Regions from separate parts of the Mus musculus genome. Here region 2 is linked to region 1. A link is a loop called in an ENCODE intact Hi-C map of the cell type or tissue named here. Cell type or tissue: left cerebral cortex. All regions are shown on one strand. Links, peaks and the distances in the headings refer to the core of each region. The heading gives the core; the rest is flanking DNA. Region 1 overlaps Fam189a1 (family with sequence similarity 189, member A1). Region 2 overlaps Fam189a1 (family with sequence similarity 189, member A1).

Region 1 (9,320 bases), core at 449-8,448:
AGAAAGTTGTTTCAATGTACTGCAGACTGCACAGGGCAAGCAACAGAAACTTCCTCTGTCTCAGTACTCTGTCTCAGTACTCTGTCTCAGTACTCTCTGTACTCTGGAGGCTGAAGCTGGAGGTGATGGTGTTGGCAGAGTTGCTCCCTCCCAACAGCCTTTCCCAGGAACAGCTACAAGCTTTGGTGGTTCGATGGCAAACTTTTCTTCTTTGGTTCATAGATATGTCACTCTGGTATCTACCTTCCTGGTGGCATGACATCCTCCCCATGTCCCTGCTCGGTTCTCTTCTTTGTATAAGGACACAGTTGGATTGGGTTGGGACCCTTCTGTTCTAGTACTGCTTCATCTCTATGGATGCTGACTGTGGTGGTCTAAATAAGGCCACAGGTGAGGTCTTGGGGTTTGGGATGCCAATATATGAATGTCAAGGAAGACAGAGTTCAACTCACAACATGGGATTGTCTTTGAAAATTAATGATTTTATTTTTTCCATGGAAAATAAGCAGATAAAGCCACAAGAATAATGTAATGCTAAAACAAATATAAATCAAGACAGAGAGGTATTGTGCTGAAGAAAGTAAGACCATTGAATTTTAATATTAATGCATCTAAATGCATGTAATTGTCCATTTGTCCCTCAAGACCAGGTTCCCCAGAAAGAAGTGCATGTATTTTTCACCAGGGATGAAACGTGACTTATAAGGAGGTGGTTTTCTGTGCTATGCATCCAGATAGCTGTCCAGGCCACCCTTATCATAAGGCCCAGTTGACAGTCAGCCTTTCCTTCTTCTGGGACTAATGATTCACTTCTAAGCCTCCTCACCCGCCCTTCACAGACTTTTCTGGTCTCACAGCTCAGGAGTTGAATACACTCGTGTGGAGGAGGCTTCAGAGAGGCTGTGTGGGTAATGGTTATTTAATTTAGATTATGAGTCATCTATTCTCTTTGTTATTTATGCTCTAACTTATTCATATCTTCTAAAAGTGTTATCATGATTTATTTAATTAGTGAAAATATTGTAATTGTACATATCTGTATGACAGAGTACCATTTCAAGAATGTGTGCCATGTATAATGTCATATAGGGTAACTGGCATATGGTGTATACACACACACACACACACACACATATAAACTTAAGCATTTCTATCTTTGTGTTGGGAACATTCAACATCATTTCTGCCACCCATTTTAAGTACATAATTGTTAATCACTGAGGATTTCGTACTGTGCTAGAGAATAGGAGTCATTCATCCTGTTCCAGGCCACTTCTGTGCCATCGTTCAACCCCTCTCTGTACCCCCTCACCACCTTCTCCAGCCCAGGTAACCACAGCCCCAGCAAGATCAGCTCTTAACCCAGCTTGAGATGTTGCTTTCAATTCTTCCAAAGGCAGGTTGTGGCCACTCCCCACCCCCACCCCCAGGCCTCTTCCTGGCTTCCCAGCATGGCAGGAGCAGCCATTTACTGTTGTCATGCTTCATGTCCCTGAGGGTCTCATCAGGGTCTCACTGCTTTACCGCACTAGTTGTCTGAAAGGAATACAGTTGGCCTGGCCCAGATCCTTGCAGTGAACTGTGGTGTGCAGCGTGTTAGAGATAACACGTTTAAAAGCACCTAGGAAAGTAGTGCGGCTCTCTGAGTTCCCCAAAGAAGGAGCCCGAGAACCACATTATTGCTCTGCTCTTGTTCTTGGCAATATTGCTTCTTAGCAATTATTACTTGCTTGATTGGTCTGTTTGTTGGTTTTTAAGACAAGGTTTTATGTAACCCAGGGTAGCCTCAGGCTCTCTGTGAGCATGGTGTTGAACCTCTGATTCTCACACTTCCATCTCCCAAGAGCTGGGATTAAGGGTGTCTGCCACCAGGCCCATCATGACACTGCCAAGTCCTTACCACAGCACCACAGGTTGAAAGAGGACTTCTTGAGCCACCCAGTCAGTTGCCAGGGAATACAAAATAAATGCAACAACAAACCCCAAACTCTGTAGACTTTCACCAAATGAGAGTCCACTCTTTTGTCCTATTTAAAGACTGTCCAACATTGCACTTCCCTTAGCAGGTACCTATGTGTAAGCAGCGTAAATGCATAGGCCACAGTGCTGGGCAGGGAATCTTGGGTTTCACATTTGACACCCAGTACTCACCTGTAAAGTTACGGCCACCAGACTGCATTGTAGTCACCATTTCAGAATGGTGTGCTTTCAATTCGTGTTCCTTTTGGAATTTCCCCTTCCCCTTCCCCTTCCCCTTCCCCTTCCCCTTCCCCTTCCCCTTCCCCTTCCCCTTCCCCTCCCCCTTCCCCTTTCCCTCCCCTTCCCCTCCCCCTTCCCCTTCCGTTCCCTTCCCCTTCCCCTTCCCCTTCCCTTCCCCTTCCCTTCCCTTTCCCTTCCCTTCCCCTTCCCCTTCCCTTCCCCTTCCCCTTCCGTTCCCTTCCCCTTCCCCTTCCCCTTCCCCTTCCCTTTCCCTTCCCTTCCCCTTCCCCTTCCCCTTCCCTTTCTTCTTTCCCTTCCCCCTCCCCTCCCCTCCTTCTCTCCCTTGTGCTCTCCTCTCCCCTCCTCCCTCCTTCTCCCTCCCCCTCCCTTCTTTCTCCCTCCCTCCCTCCTTCCCTCCCTTCCTCTCTTGACAGGATCTCACACTGTAATCCACACTGGCATGGGATTTGCTGTGTAGCCAGACCATTGTTGCTCCTCCTGCCTCAGCCTCCCAGAGCTGGGATTACAGATGTGAGCCACACACCAGGCTTTGCGTTGCCTGGTTTTTTTTGTTGTTGTTTTGTTTTTCTTGTTTGTTTGTTTTTTGTTTTTTCATCTGGTCCACCCCCCACCCCCCACCCCAGGGCAAGAAGAGGAGCCTAGCAACTCCCTGTGACCTTTGTGTGAGCCTAGCATTGGCATACATTAGACTAAGGCACATTTTCTGTTGGTTATTAGTAGTTTTATCCTAGCGAACCATAGATTATCATCACATTGACTGTGCAAATTGTTGACATATGTCATCTGTGCTTTAGTGCCACTGAGCCAGCGCTCCTCACCCAGGCCTAACAGAGGTGATGGCTGACAGTGTCAAAAGAACTTAGTGAAATGCAGTTTTGTTCTGGGGCAATACCATGTTCCTCTCCTTAGACACCCAACTATCCACCTCTACTGCCTCAGGTGGATTCATGCTGCATGACTGGCATTGGGCACCATGTAGTTTCTACTTCCCTGCTTTAAGATCTGGGTAGGCCACGCTACTAGCCACTGCCCTTGTTTCCTTGGATCTGTGGATAAAAGACACACACTCACATAGCTCATTTTTAACCTGCTTTAGAGCCATAAGGCAGCAATTGGGCTCTTCTAAGCCTCCCGTGGCTAGCATTCCCTTCTCTCTGGTACTCCTGGCTAAATACCTTAAATCTGCCCGCAACTTAGTTGTAGTGAAACCTGGACTTTTGTTCTATCAGGCACCAGTCCCCATCCCTGAGATCCCTGGGTTACCAGGAACTTGACATATGAATGCTCTATTTCTGGCTTAGGTAGTTCTGCCGCCATGAGAAGATGGCACGTGCACAGGTGAATAGCTTGTCTTAGCCCAGCTGCTCAGCTTGTCTTCTTGGTATGTTAGTACCATGCTGTCACTGATGGGCGTGGTATGCCAGCATTAATGCTGTACGTTCCTGTTCAGATGTCATCTGGGAAGCCTCTAGTTGTCTAGATTGTTCTTAGGGTGGTAAGATGCCCAACCTGCAGTGCTGGGTCTTCCCTGCGTGCTCAGAGGGCCTGTTTTTCAGAAGGCATATGCCAGCTGGTGATCAGCATGCCCGATGCAAACTGAGAAGCAACCCCTCTTTGGTGTGGCTAAAAACCACACGCTAACATTTTTTTCTTCCTACATCAAGCAAGCAAACGTTACATTAAGCCCATTCATTTGGACTGAAACTCATCTCCTCTGTGAATTAATTTGATTCAGGGATGAAATCAGGGCAGTTGACAGCTCACTGGCATGCTGTAGGTGTTGTGAAAATACAGTACTTGTGCTCAGCCCTGGGGATTGGAGCAGCCAGCATCCACTTATTTATAAAAGCAGCTTACAGGGAGGTAGAGTGGGACTGTGGGAGATATTTATGCTTTGTGATTGCTGTTTGGACTTCTAAAATAAACGTCATCTTCTAGAGCAGTTTCACATGTATGGGAAACTAGGGTGGCTGTCTAAAGTATGCCCTGGGTTTCCTCCACTGGTCACATCTTGGATTTGGGCAGTGCATTTATGAAAGTTAATAAGCCAGTGCTAATGCAGCATTATTAATTCAAGCCCACAGTTAACTCATAGTTCTTTAGTGTATGCCCAGATCTCATCCAGGATGCCGCGTTAGGGGTTGAATCTGGTATGACCCCACATCCCTCTACCCTCCTTCACCACCTCCCTTCTCTTCTTCTCCCAACCTCTCCCTTCCTCTCCCTTCCTTTCTGTCTCCCTCCCCCATCCCTCTCCCTCCTTATCCTTCTCCCTTTCTTCCCCCCTCTCACTTTCCTTCTCTCTCTCTCTCTCTCTCTCTCTCTCTCTCTCTCTCCCTCTCTCTCTCTCTCTCCTTTCACCTCCCACTCCCTCTCCTTTTCTCTCTCCCTTCTTCCTTGTCTCCTTCCTCCTCCCTTCCTTCTCCTGTCCCTCTCCCCTCCTCTCTCCTCTCCCTCTACTCCTTATCTCTCTCCTCCCCTTACCCCCTCCCCTTCCCCTCCTCAGTTTGATGTTTGGCTCCTGTATTCAATGGAGTTTGGAGGAAAAACTACAGGGGAAAACGCCATCCTCATCCCATAATTTCATGGGCTCACAGTGTCATGATGCACAGTAAAGTCTGGAGGTTGATCTTGCTCACATGGTGGACGGAATGGTACTAAGATATCTCTGGGAAAGGTTAACCTTCTTCTATTTGTGCTCTTTTACTCAATGTTTATTCAACATTGCTTTATATTGTTGAATTTATTTCCATTCAACTCCTGTGCCATGCTAATACAGTTCCAGCATTGCTAGGCTGTTGACCTTTGGTGTAGTGTGTGTGTGTGCGTGTGTGTGTGTGTGTGTGCGTGTGCGTGTTGGGAATTGAACCCAGGATCTCCCCTGTGCTAGGCAAATGTATTCCCAATCCATCTCATCATTTCTTTACTTTCTAGTATTAAAATACATCCTGGCTCATCTTGTTTCCCACCAAGCTCCTGAGCAAATCAGCTGTTTCCCCTAGGAGGCTCGGAGGCTCAGTTCTGGATTTCTTTTGTTGGAGAACACTGTTGAGAAACCTGGGTGCTGGCCTATGAGTATGTTTTGAGTTCTTTGCTTCTAGGTCTCCTCAGTTGACAAAATTAGAAAATGTATGTTCTTATCAACACTATATACTTTTTATTAGATATTTTCTTTATTTACATTTCAAATGTTATCCCCTTTCCTAGTTACCCCTCTGAAAACCCCCCATACCCTACCCTCTACCCCTGCTTACCAACCCACCCACTCCCGCTTCCTGGCCCTGCCATTCCCCTATACTGGGGCATAGAACCTTCACAGGACCAAGGGCCTCTCCTCCCTTGAGGAGACCAACTAGGCCATCCTCTGCTACATATGCAGCTAGAGCTATGAGTCCCACCATGTGTACTCTTTGGTTGGTGGTTTAGTCCCTAGGAGCTCTGGAGGTACTGGTTAGTTCATATTGTTGTTCTTCCTATGGGGCTGCAAACCCCTTCAGCTCCTTGGGTACTTTCTCTAGCTCCTTCTTTGGAGAACCTATGCTCTGTCCAATGGATGGCTGTGAGCATCTGCTTCTGTATTTGTCAGGCACTGGCAGAGTCTAGCAGGAGACAACTATATCAGGCAAGCTCTTGTTGACATCCACAATAGTATCTGGGTTTGGTGGTTGTATATGGGATGGATCCCCAGGAGGGGCAGTCTCTGGATGGTCATTCCTTCAGTTTCTGCTTTATCTCTGTAACTCCTTCCATGGGTATTTTGTTCCCCCTTTTAAGAAGGATCAAAGTATTCACACTTTGATCTTCCTTCTTCTTGAGTTTCATGTGTTTTGCAAATTGTATCTTGAGTATTCTGAGCTTCTGGGCTAATATCCACTTAGCAGTGAGTGCATATCATGTGTGTTCTTTTGTGATTGGGTTACCTCACTCAGGATAATATCATCCAGATCCATCCATTTGACTAAGAATTTCATAAATTCATTGTTTTTAATAGCTGAGTAGTACTCCATTGTGTAAATGTACCACATTTTCTGTATTACCACATTCCTCTGTTGAGAGACATCTGTTTTTTTTTCCAGCTTCTTGCTATTATAAATAAGGCTGCTATGAACATTGTGGAGCATGTGTCCTTATTACAAGTTGGAACATCTTTTGGGTATGTACCCAGGAGTGGTATTGCTGGATCCTCTGGTAGTACTTTGTCCAATTTTTTGAGGAACCACCAAACTGATTTCCAGAGTGGTTGTACTAACTTGCAATCCCACCAGCAATGGAGGAGTGTTCCTCTTTCTCCTCATCCTTGCCAGCATCTGCTGTCACCTGAGTTTTTGATCTTAGCCATTCTGACTGGTGTGGAATCTCAGGGTTGTTTTGATTTGCATTTCCCTGATGATTAAGGATGTTGAACATTTTTTTTAGGTGCTTCTAAGCAATTCAGTATTCCTCAGTTGAGAATTCTTTTGTTTAGCCCTGTACCTCGTTTTTTAAATAGGGTTATTTGGTTCTCTGGAGTCTAACTTCTTGAGTTCTTTGTATATATTGGATGTTAGCCCTCTATCAGATTTAGGATTGGTAAAGATCTTTTCCCCATCTGTTGGTTGCCTTTTTGTCTTATTGGCAGTGTTCTTTGCCTTACAGAAGCTTTGCAATCTTATGAGGTTCCATTTGTCAATTCTTGATCTTATAGCACAAGCCATTGGTGTTCTGTTCAGGAAATTTCCCCCTGTGCCCATATGTTCGAGACTCTTCCCCACTTTGTCCTCTATAAGTTTCAGTGTCGCTGGTTTTATGTGGAGGTCCTTGATCCACTTGGACTTGAGCTTCGTACAAGGAGAAAAGAATGGATTGATTTGCATTCTTCTAAATGTTAACTGCCAGTTGAGCCAGCACCATTTGTTGAAAATGCTGTCTTTTTTCCACTGGATGGTTTTAGCTCCTTTGTCAAAGGTCAAGTGACCATAGGTGTGTGGGTTCATTTCTGGGTCCTCAATTCTATTCTATTGATCTATCTGTCTGTCGCTGTACCATGCAGTTTTTAAACACAATTGCTCTGTAGTACAGCTTGAGGTCAGGCATGGTGATTCCCCCAGAAGTTCTTTTATTGTTGAGAATAGTTTTTGCTATCCTCGGTTTTTTTGTTGTTCCAGATGAATTTGCAAATTGCCCTTTCTAACTCTGTGAAGAATTGAGTTGGAATTTTGATGGGGATTGCATTGAATCTGTAGATTGCTTTCGGCAAGATGGCCATTTTTACTATATCAATCCTGCCAATCCTTGAGCTTGGGAGATCTGTTCATCTTCTGAGATCTTAGAATTCTTCCTTCAGAGACTTGAAGTTCTTATCATATGGATCTTTCACCTACTTAATTAAAGTCACACCAAGCTATTTTATATTATTTGTGACTATTGTGAAGGGTCAACACTATATATTTGTATCTTCAAATGTTTCTCTCAGTAGCCATTTGTATCTATACCTAAACCTAAACATGAGGTCAGAGTGATGGCTTCTGTGACAGTCTGGGCCACAGGCTCATCCTAGCCTCCTTCCCCTGCTCTCACTTCAATAGTGAGATAGCCCTTGCCGTTTGCTGTTTATTTGCTTCATTGTTTAATTCCAGCACACATGTGGGGGGTGCTAGTTGTTAGCTGGTACCCCTGGTTGAGAGGCAGCTTTAGCAAGTAGAGGAGGGTGCTGGCACACACATACAACTTGACTCAGTTGTGCAGACTGCTCATCCTTAAGAGTTGCCAGCAGAGAGTAGACATTCGGAGGCTAGGCCAGCCACTATGAGTAAAAGTATGTGGAGAGGTGGGAGAGAAAGAGAAGCAGAATGGCTTGATCACTATGAAGAGAGGCAGAAATGGAGACCTGAGGCTGGAGAGGAACAGCCTGATGTGAGTAGCCTGAGATGCCACCTGAGGCCATGGTGAATTCCCTGCCTGTGGTGCCACTGAAGGCCATGTCTGGGTCTGTGTTGATGTCTGTGGCTCATATTACCAGCAAAGGCCATTTGGGCATCCCTGGTCTGGGCTGGTGTCTGGGTCCATGCTGATATTCAAGGGCTGCACAGAGCTGGCCCTGCTGCTTGCTGGCTATGTAACTTGGGAGAGTGGCCCTGCACCTCACCTTGGCAGCACAGTTGAGCTGGCTCTTGTGGGGTATGGGGGTATGGGTGATCTGGCCCTTAGAGCATGTGAACAAGAGAGCCAGCCCTGCTCATTAACAGCTATGGCATTGAGTGAGCTAGCTAGAGACCCGGAGACCTGACCCTGGCAGTGTTAGTACAGGAAAGCTGCTGGGCTGACCAACTCAGCTATCACCTAGGTTCAGATCCAGTGCTTTGAGTTGGCTCACCCCAACATCTACCCATCTATGAACTGCTGGAGTGCATGAGGGGCTGGTCCTGCAGCAGATCTGAAACTTGAGGATCTCCATAACTCAGGGTAACAGCAGGATATCCTAGAGGAGGGAGGATCTAGTATTGATAGAGTAGCAGAAGCCTGAGGCCTCAAACGAGACCCATGACTCATTGCTGTGAACATTTGTAAGCAGAGGAGTGTGGACAAAAGGGTATGATGTGTGACACACAGTGACAACCTGCAGCTTCCACAGTGCTTTAGTTAGGCCTTTACTGCTTTGAACAGACACCATGACCATGGCAAGTCTTATAAAAGACAACATTTAACTGGGGCTGACTTACACTTTCAGAGGTTCAGTCCATTATCATCAAGGCAGGAACATGGCAGCATCCAGGCAAGCATGGTGCAGGAGGAGCTGAGAGTTCTACATCGTCATCTGAAGGCTGCTAGCAGAAGATTGGCTCCCAGGCAGCTAGGATGAGGGTCTTAAAGCCCATGCCCACAGTGACACACCTACTCCAACAAGGCCACACCTCCTAATAGTGCTACTCCCTGGGCTGAGCAAATACAAACCATCACACACAGTGAGATTTCTGTTTGTTTTTTTTATTTTCATTTTGAATGGGAAGTTGCAAGGGTGGAGGACAGACATGAAGAGAATGGGAGATAAGTGGGATTGGGGCGCATGATGTGAAATTCAGAAAGAATACACACATAGACACACACACACACACACACACACA
Region 2 (9,320 bases), core at 982-8,981, 150 kb after region 1:
TTCTAAGTACCCACATCTTCCTTATAATTTAAATGCGTGTTGGGGATAATTAGCTGCAGTTAGAACTAACATCATGAATGCCTGAGACAGCAAGCGTTACTCCTGTTGTCAGAACCACTGAAGCCCAGACACTCTAACGTGCAGAAATATTAGCTGCCTGATGATACAATTCCGTTTTTTGACATAGCTCAGTAGAGATGGCGTTTGTTTTTTTTACCTCCTAAGTGTCTCCAGTGTCGTTTCTGGTTTTGTTTGTAAAAGTAATTTCGTCCCCCTCCCCCCACCCCCGTTTCCCTCAGAGCCACCTTCGCCTCAGAGGCATCCTCAGCTGTTACATAGCTTAGTTTGTCACAGTCATCTCATAGGATTGCTCTGTGTTCTCACCTCTGCTCACAGGGTTCATTAAGTAGAACCCCCTAGGAAAGGGCAGGTGGGTGTTCGCTTTGCATAGGCCTAATAAGTGTGAGCATGGAACTAGAAGGTGCGTGGGACTCTCAAGGTCATACCCCACCCGCAGGAGTTTGCTATCCAGAGAGAGCCAGAGTGCCAAAGGAAAGCTGGGGACAGCCTCTGTTCCTGGGGGTGGGGGGAGCTGGAAGGCAGTGCTGAACAGGCGCCAGGCAAATCCCACCAGGAGACATCCAGACTTTTGCCGACCAACCCCGCTCTTCACCTTGTTCCCTGCAGCAGATCAGACATGGAGACACCAGACAGAGCTAGAGACTATGACAGAGGCTTCCGTTTGAGCCTTTTGATGCTGCTGAGTGAATCTGTGACAGAGGATGGCATTTCATATTACAATCCTGGTAGCTCCAAGCAAAGGGAGCCTGAGACTGATAGGTCAGTAAAGTGCCCAAAGTCATGTGGTGCTCAGCGGTTGGCCAGTGTCTGTAGACCAGGCATTTGACTCATAGTTTGAGGTCCATTAACCTCTTCATGGTCTCCTCCAGTCTATAGAAGCTAGGCTGTGTGGGCCGAGCCTAAATTTAGGAGCTTTGTGTTGTAGGCCTTTGGAAGCTGCCCAGGGCCAAGTAACTGAAGTTCTCGGTGCCCCTTGCTTTCAGGGACCTATGTTCCCGGAAGAAGTCCCCTCCCTCCTAACAGACAGGACCTAGGGTCTCAGGAGCACACTGTTATTATATGAGTGACAAACCCAGGGTGTATCTGTGAACACCTCAGCCATCTTCCCACCCACAAGTGTACTGGTGTCTGTGTGGTTTAGATAGCCCAGGGAAGACAGAACCAGCCAGGACAGACAGAAGAGATGTCTTACAGCCCATTTCTTACCCTCCTGAGGAGATGCAGAATCACGCTTTATACCTGCCCATGTTGTTGTAGACATGAGGCCCCAGAGCAGGGAGCCTGAGTATGGAGGATGTGGGCTGGCAGACAAACCTTCCAGTCGCTGATGTTCTGCCTGGGCCTGAAGGAGGCCTGGCAAGTGAGAAGGAGCTAAGTTGCTAGAAAGAGGAAACAAAGAACGTGTGGTATGAAGGATGGCTGAACAGACCTTGTTCAAAGCAGGGGGTGTTTGGCACCGGCTGGAGGGAGGCTGGAAACTGGGTAGGATTCAGTGCGAAGAACCTTGATGATCAAAGATTTTTTTTTTGTTCCCAACAGCATGAGCTCATCTGGGCTGCTTTAAAAATAGCTCCTGCACAAGATGGAGGCTGCATCCCAGAAGCAGAGACTAGGCAGCTTGCTAGCTTTCTGAGCTGCCCTGTTGGCTGCTTCTTGGGGGCAGAAGAGCAAGAACACTACCATAGCAGAGAGGTATCCATCCATCCACTCAGCCAATGCTGGCTGAGTGTGTGCTGTGCTCCAATTAGGAAAGAATAGGGCAGTAAAACGAAGGCAGCCTGACAGTCTATGTAGTCATTATTTTCTGTTGCTGGGATTAAAACACCATGACAAAGGCAACTTATAAAGGAAAGCATCTTGAGGGGCTTACAGTTCCAGAGGGTCACAGTGCATGGCAGTAGGATGAAGATACAGTGATAAGGTGGCAGGATCAGTGGAGATGAGAGCTCACATCTCGAAGCACAAACAGGATAGGAGGCAGACAGATAAGTGGAAATAGGAAGGGAGTCTTTAAGAACCTCAAAGTCTGCCCCCATTGACACTCTTAACCCAGCAAGGGCACACCTCCTAACCCTTCCCGAACAGTTCTACCAACTGTGTTCAAACTCCTGTGTGAAAACATGAGGGCCATTCTCATGCAGACCGCCACCGAAACACAACAGGAAGTAACCACCTGGTATGTTTCTGACAGTTGGTTATCCAGGTTTGTGAAGGTGAAGGATCACAGAAAGGTGCTGAGTTTACGTGGGACCAACTACCCACTTAGAGCTGGGAGACAATAGGGATGGGAAGAGCTAAGACTGTTTTAATTCTCTAGCAGCCACTATGGGTAGGGCCTAAATGAAGCCATTGGCCAGGGAGCCTGGGAGATGTGGTCATGGAGACTTTCAGCACCAGCATCTCAGAGCAGAAGACAAAGCTCTCCGGCTTCACCTTGAGCTGCAAGGCAGACCCTGTCTTCACTGGACACACACTATCGGTGTGAGACTGGACACACACTATCCTGTGAGACTGGTGGGCTTCCTCTTAGAAAAGGCAAAAAGCCTAGGAAAAGGCTTCACTTGGCGCTGGGGCTCTGGGAGCTTCTGTAGAGATGGGGCCAGCACAGCCCAAGAGAGGCAAAGTCACTCGGAATGGGTGCCCTGGTCTTTTTAACCTTTGTCAGGCCTCTGTGTGTCGGGTGGTTTTTGCATCTCATTAGTTTTGCTTGAGTATACTTTTAGTGACTCTTCTAACGTCTGGTAGAGACTAATTAAAATATTTCCTTACTAGACCTCAAGAACACTTGTGCTCTCCTTACTTCGGAGCCATTGTGAAGCCATTGTGGAGCAGGCAGGAGATTTAACAGCTTCACAGCCAGAGGATAACAGCACACATCCAGCCCACTCACGGCCATCAACCCCCTCCCCCTTTAATTTCCAACAATTAAAGAAGCAGCAATGAGCCAGACTAACTGAAAGGGCAGGGAATGTGCTATGTGTTGGGAAGGCTGGTAGGGGCCGTTTTCAATCGGATGCGTCCCTCATTCAGATATAGCCATCAGCCCATAGCACACCGATTTCACTGCATTAGATCATATTCTGAACCCTGGACTCACCCCTGCTAGAACAGAAATTCTCCAACTCTCTGCCCCTGTGTCTGCACCAGCCCACCCTATCCCTGCCACCCACATGGTTCTTCCTTCCACACAGCCCTAGCATCGTCACTGCCTCCTATATATCCCTAGAATTATAATTGAATAGAGCCTTATTGTTTTGCCTTTTTGAAACACATCGTTCACTGGTCACCCGTTTTTGAGCCTGGATGCTCTCCTGTAGCCCCAGCCTTTGCTACCCCCTAGTCTCTGATGGTCCATTTAGATATCATCTGCTTCGTGAGTGCAGACCCCCTGTTCCCACACTGATTGGAGGAGTGTATTTGCTACCAAACCTGAGCTTAACTGTGTACAAGTGACTCTTTGTTTCTTTCCACTTACTTCACTGACATGCTATGTATGGGAAGGCCCAGAGCCCACGCAGTGTGGCTTATTTCACACCTATAGATGAAACGGTGTCTCAGGGTATTTCTGTGGAACATGCAATCTCTGGCAGGAATGACCCACGGGTGGAAAGAGAAACAAGTATTAGTACTTCTATTACAGCGATCCAGGCAGACAGCACTCATTTCATTAAAGTATGTTTCCCTTGATACTTTTAAGTGGCATCCCGTGTACCTGATTGCCCCACAGAACTTTCTGGAGCTCATGGCTAACACTCTTCACCTTTAGAGCAATGTCCTACAAAGTGTGTGGATCCCTAGACACTAGTGTTCCAAGGGGCCAGAGTGAGCTACAGGGAAGTGTGTCAGACATGCCAGGCTCGAGATACAGGCCTGAAGTACTTTGCAGGGCTTGGAAGGACTTGTGTATGGGGCATGTGTCAAGTGATCAGCACATGATAGGAACTTGCAGAGTGAGCATGCTCAAAGTCTAGCCTTTCCTCATGAAGTGCTTTTCTTCTGAAGCCTGCATGGCAAGCGTCCTTTAGCTGCACTGTTTAAGCATTAGAGTCACGGGAGTGAGGTTTCCCAGTGAGAACTGTATTAAAGAAGTTTTTAACCTCACCAAGAAAAAAAAAAAATCAAAGGTATTCTGCCTAGCAATGTGGGAAGCAGACCAGAGGGCAACTTCCAAGGTGGCCCTCTCAGAGCTGCTCTCTGTCAAGTGTGTGTTTAGTGGTCATGGCTTGGCAGCTTGAACAGTGAGGTGTGGGCACTTAGCGCCATTGGCCACCAGCCATACGAGATCTGGGATAATGCTGCTTCTCTGTGCTTTCCAGTTCTTCCCACATAGGTCTCACTCCGCCAACGCTGCCTGTGTGACTCCCCACGGCACCATTCTCCACCAGACTCTGGACTTTGATGAGTTTATCGCCCCCCTCCCGCCTCCGCCCTACTACCCTCCAGAGTACACCTGTACACCCACAGCGGAGGCCCACAGGTCAGTCTTCCGTCCGGTGTCCTGAGTCCCATGATGTTTGAGAAGGAGGAAGACAGGAAACATCTTTGGGAGGAGGGGTGGAAGGGACTAGAGTAAGAGCCAGTACAGATACTTGTGCCTCCTACGGACAGGGAATGAAGAAAGGAGCTGTGACCTAGAATACAGCAAAAAGGATATTTCTTTCCTTCTTCTTTTTTATTTTGTTGTTATTGTTCATTGGGATATTGGTGGTGAGATGATGGCTTTACTTTGTTGTTATTAGAGACAGAACCTCACTATACAGCCCCCCAGGGTGGCTTTGATATCTCTATGTAGCCCCCAAATGGCCTCATATTTATAATGCTCCTGTCTCAGTGTCCAAGTATTAGAATTATAGGCAAGCATCACACAGTCTGTCTCATAGGCCAATGATGAGCTTTTAAATATCCTTACATGTGCAAGGCTGCTCCCGATTGACAGTCATCACAGAGCGTGGAACATTAATTAGAAATTTCATCAGCTTCATCATTATTTTAATTGTAAATGACAGAGCTGAAGTGTTTAATAAATTCTGAACATCGTTCCAGAAGAAAGACAACAGTTAAACCTGCCCTAGCGTTCAGGCTTTGGTTTCTCCACATGACAAGTTGATCACAGTCAACACTTGGAAATGTCAGACACTGCTCCATCCTCAGGGGAGGACCACGTCATCTCAGGCATGGTGTTCCATCCTGAAGGGAGGACCATGTCATGTCAGACACCATGCTCCATCCTCAGGGGAGGACCATGTCATCTCAGACACTGTGTTCCATCCTCAGGGGAGGACCATGTCATCTCAGACACCATGCTTCATCCTGAGGGGCTGACTGTGTCATGGACTGTTCTGTTTTCTAGGGGTCTCCACCTGGACTTTGCCTCCTCGCCATTCAGCACTCTGTATGATGTTGCCATCAACAGCCCTGGCATCCTGTACCCCGCTGAGCTACCCCCACCATATGAAGCTGTGGTGGGTCAGACGCCCGCCAGCCAGGTGAGGCCCAGGCCTTGCCAAGGCCAGTTCCTCTGCATGCCCTGCTCCTGGCCTGCCCTTAGAAGGCTCCTCTCTCAGACAGAGTCACCAGTGGCTGCCCTATGTTGAAGCCTCTTCATGCAACATATGTGTCCCTTGCATAGACTTTAGGATGCTGATTCTAGCTCCGGCCCAGAATCAATGTGTAAGCTTGCACGTTGGATACACAGCTTAATGCCTGTGACAGGACACACGGCCAACTCAGATGCGTCTGCTTTGCATGCTGCCCAGTGTGTCTGGAGAGGGCACAGAAGGAACTGGGACAGCTTCTAACCCATGGCCAGAGCAGAAAGAGCTGGGCTTGTGGACTGAGGACTTAGTGGACCAAGGCCTGCCTTGGCCATTGTTGCACACATGGTCTAATGGATCTATAAGAGGCCAGTCAGCCCTAGGCCAGGAATGTGCCTTTATTGCCAGGTATCTGGGACTTTCTCTGAGCTGTGCATTCCGGGGGCTCCCGCTGCTTCATGGTTCCAGCCGTCAGCGGGCATTTGGAATGTGTCTATAGAGCTTTCGTTTCCTCATCTGAAAAATGACGAGGGAAAACAAAATCACATCAGTGTCAAGCACGTGGGGAAGGAACGGTGTTGGTGGGAACATGGTAATACTGTACTCAGAAGATATCTCTGGGTACATTCTGGTAGCCTCTTTATCTTGACCATTATTGTTGTCTTTATTGAGTGTGACCGAGAGGTGAGGTCATGGGGCAGGGCCAGGGAGATCTTAAGTGGAAGTTGTAGGGAGTGGGGCAGAGGTGGGCACACAGTCAGGTAGCGCAGGCGGTATGTGCTAAGAGCTGGCCCCAAGCATAAGCCACAGAGTTGGATAGCATCACAACATGCGGGGTCTACAGGGCATTCGGGGTATGTCCAAACTCTACTCCCTGGACCCCTGCTAGCCCCTGCATGACCGCCCTAGCACAAGGCGCAGCCTTCTGACATCACCTCAGGCTCTCATCCTGTACCCTGGACAGCCCAGCAACCTGCAGGGGTGGAGGAGAGTTGCCATTCCAGGTGCTTATCTCAGCCACTGACAGGAAATGGATTCCGTGAAGAAGCTCTGTGGATGGAATGCTGCCTGTCCACTGTACAGGTGCAACCTCCGCCGCCACCGCCACAAAGATAAACCTTGATGACAAGGGTGCATCACTCTCTGTGGGCTGGGTCAGGGGACAGGGAAAGGCAGCGAGGTACATGCACTCTGTGAACAGTTAGGAGTACAGACCTTGTGTTCAGGCTGTCGGTATCACGGGAAAAAGAAACACAGGGATTCTCCCTTAGCCCTGCTCCAGCCTGGTGAATCCCACCTGCCCCGAAACAACCAGAGGATCCTTGAGTGACATCTTTGAGTCCACTCCAGCCCTGAAATGCACTGGGTAGCTCAGTGGTTGCAGGCAGCAGCTGCAGACCCAGGATCTTATTCTCTTTTTGTATGCATGGTAAAGGTCATGGTGTGGGAACTTGCCTGAGAGGCAAGGTAGCTTAGTGGTTAGGGAAAGTGAGACCCTGTAGTCTCTCAGTTTAGATGGCCATTTTCCTAGACTTTCTATGCTGGGCAGGAACCTCTGACTCAGCAATGAGGCCTAGCTTTCCATTTATGATTAACATAGCAGTGAAGACCTTGGTCGTGATGACAGGTTTTAGTTCTTAGAAGCTCCTTGTTTGTATTTGGGCATCCATGTCAGAGCTGAAAGCTCAGATTTGGTGATGTGAGGAAGTGTGCCATGGATTGTCGATGCCAGTGAACATCACAGTCCCACAAAGCCTTGGCAATTGAATCCCAATACTGGGTCTATTCCCAGGATTTCTAAGTCAGCGATTGGTTAGGGAAGAAGGCTGAGTGAGGAATTTGCATCCCTAGCAGGTCCCAGCTTCTGCTGTTACCGGGACTTTGAGAACTGGAGTTCTCAAAGAACTGTGGGAAGGCCTGTGGTGAATGAAGGGATGAAAACAGAATGGACCTTAGAGGAGAATGTGGTACAGGGCCCAGAAGGGGGCAGCAGCATCAAACCCACATGGCAGGACCCAGAGGAAGGTACAGAGGGATCAGAGCAAGGAGCTCCGAGGATGGCGGACCTTAGGAAGTCAGGACGCAACTGGGCAGTTCCATCCTGGGAAGTGGGGACCGAGAAGCCACGTCTGTAGTCCTATGTGAGTTCAGTGCCGTCTCAGACAGGAGGCGCTGCCATCTCCCGCTCCTCAGCAAGCCGACCTGCAGCTGCTGTAGAATTCCAGTTGCCTGCTACAGAGGTACTTTTTTGGCTTCCCTTTGTGAGAAGGTACTTGGGTTTTCCAAAGAGAGGGCTTTGTGGACAGATCATGATTCCATGGACCCTTCCCTGTGGACACTGACAGGGCGGGGCTCTGCTCTGTCAGAGCTTCTGCTTGCCAGCAGGACTTGTAATTCCCTGAGTGCAGGTGTAGGTGGTCACTTCAGACTTTGAGTGGGACATTTAGTGAGCCCCCCACACACTACACACTACACACTACACACTACACACTAGAAGCGTATTGTTTCATGTTTTATCATCAATTTTCTCTTTCCCTGAAGAACACAGCAAGCTTCAGGTTAATAAGTGGTTCTGAGATCAATATGACACTCTCAAGGCACTGAAAACTTCTCTCTTCCTTGATTTCTCTCAGAGAACGTGGGTAAAAAGGGCTGAAGGTCAAAGCCGTGTCATGTTAGCTTATGTTAGCTCAGAAACCTGCCACCTTCGGCGGGTACTGACACAAACTCAATCTGCTGTGGAGCAGGCCAGGTAAGTGTGTAGCATGTCCCATGGCCCCCTCTCCAGACCACCTGTGTAGCAGGGACACATCTGCTGATTAAGGGCCTGCAGCCCCCTGGCCAGTTTTCTTTGATGTTCAGGTCTCAGAGCACTTTTCAATTCCACAGACATCTCTGGGGGTCCAGAAAAGAGTGAAACCCATTACCGTCCTCAGAGAGAAGGCCATGCCAGCCACCTGCCCCCTCCTCCAGGGTGGTCCATCTCCCTTGACCAGACATCAAGGAGCTGCCCCCTTCACAGCGTGAGAGTTTTCTCTGGGTGAGGGGGGATAAGTTAATTGCTTGCCTCTGCAAGACAAAGGGTGTATAACCTGCCTAGCAGCACTGGTCATGGCAAGGCAAACGAGACAGAGGGATATGAGTAAAGTCACTGTAGTACACAGGACAAAGGGGAGTGGGAGATGGCAGCCTTGGGAAGATTTTTTTTTCTTTTCTTTTCTTTTCTGATGCAAGGTCGAGTTCTATGTTGTCCCTGAATGCCTGGCCTCAAAGGAGCATTCCTCTTCAGCCTCCAGAATATTTGAGATGCCCAGTGTGCACCTGAGAGGATATTTTTAGTCTTTTAACCGAGGGTGCTCATTCAGACCTCTTCCCTTCCTTGAGCAGCTTAGGCACAGAGGTCATTCTTCCCCAGGGCTCCAGGCTGTGCTCCTCAGGAGGTCACAGAGGTGAATCGCCAGCCATGCCAGCAAAGTTACTGAGATTTTCTCACTAGAGCTCCTGACTAGACACAAGCTCACACCCCAGGGACCACTTGAAGCAGTGCTTCGTAGCCACAGCATATAAAACCATGAATCTATTGCCTTGTGGGATTAACAGTCCCTGTGATAGCAGGACAGGGACAGTTCACCTTCTCTGGGACTCTAGTGGGGAACTGCACCTGACCATCAGGAAAGGGCTGAGGTATGTGGGAGACAAGGAAAG

Evidence for each region. Peaks named below come from ENCODE experiments on the same cell type or tissue, not always from the same donor. Only the 100,000 strongest peaks of a DNase experiment are listed, where the experiment ranks them.
Region 2: a loop joins it to region 1, with 3 times the contacts of the local background. A loop is called at or near these places in 2 of 42 quality-filtered maps.

Annotation. Positions count from the first base shown.
Region 1 is chr7:64,925,864-64,935,183 of GRCm38, reverse strand. All of the region lies in intron 2 of Fam189a1 (family with sequence similarity 189, member A1), which reads left to right. Among named protein-coding and RNA genes, the nearest start is that of Nsmce3, 57 kb to the right of the region's middle. In left cerebral cortex, for the core only: no CTCF peak of the experiment used is centred there; DNase peaks (open chromatin) are centred at 869 and 3,973; H3K27ac peaks cover 530 bases.
Region 2 is chr7:64,771,951-64,781,270 of GRCm38, reverse strand. Fam189a1 (family with sequence similarity 189, member A1) reads left to right here. Exons shown (of 10, transcript NM_183087.4): 6 at 4,398-4,558; 7 at 5,432-5,567. Among named protein-coding and RNA genes, the nearest start is that of Nsmce3, 96 kb to the left of the region's middle. In left cerebral cortex, for the core only: a CTCF peak has its summit at 7,595 (motif pointing right); DNase peaks (open chromatin) are centred at 1,563, 4,402 and 7,440; H3K27ac peaks cover 2,891 bases.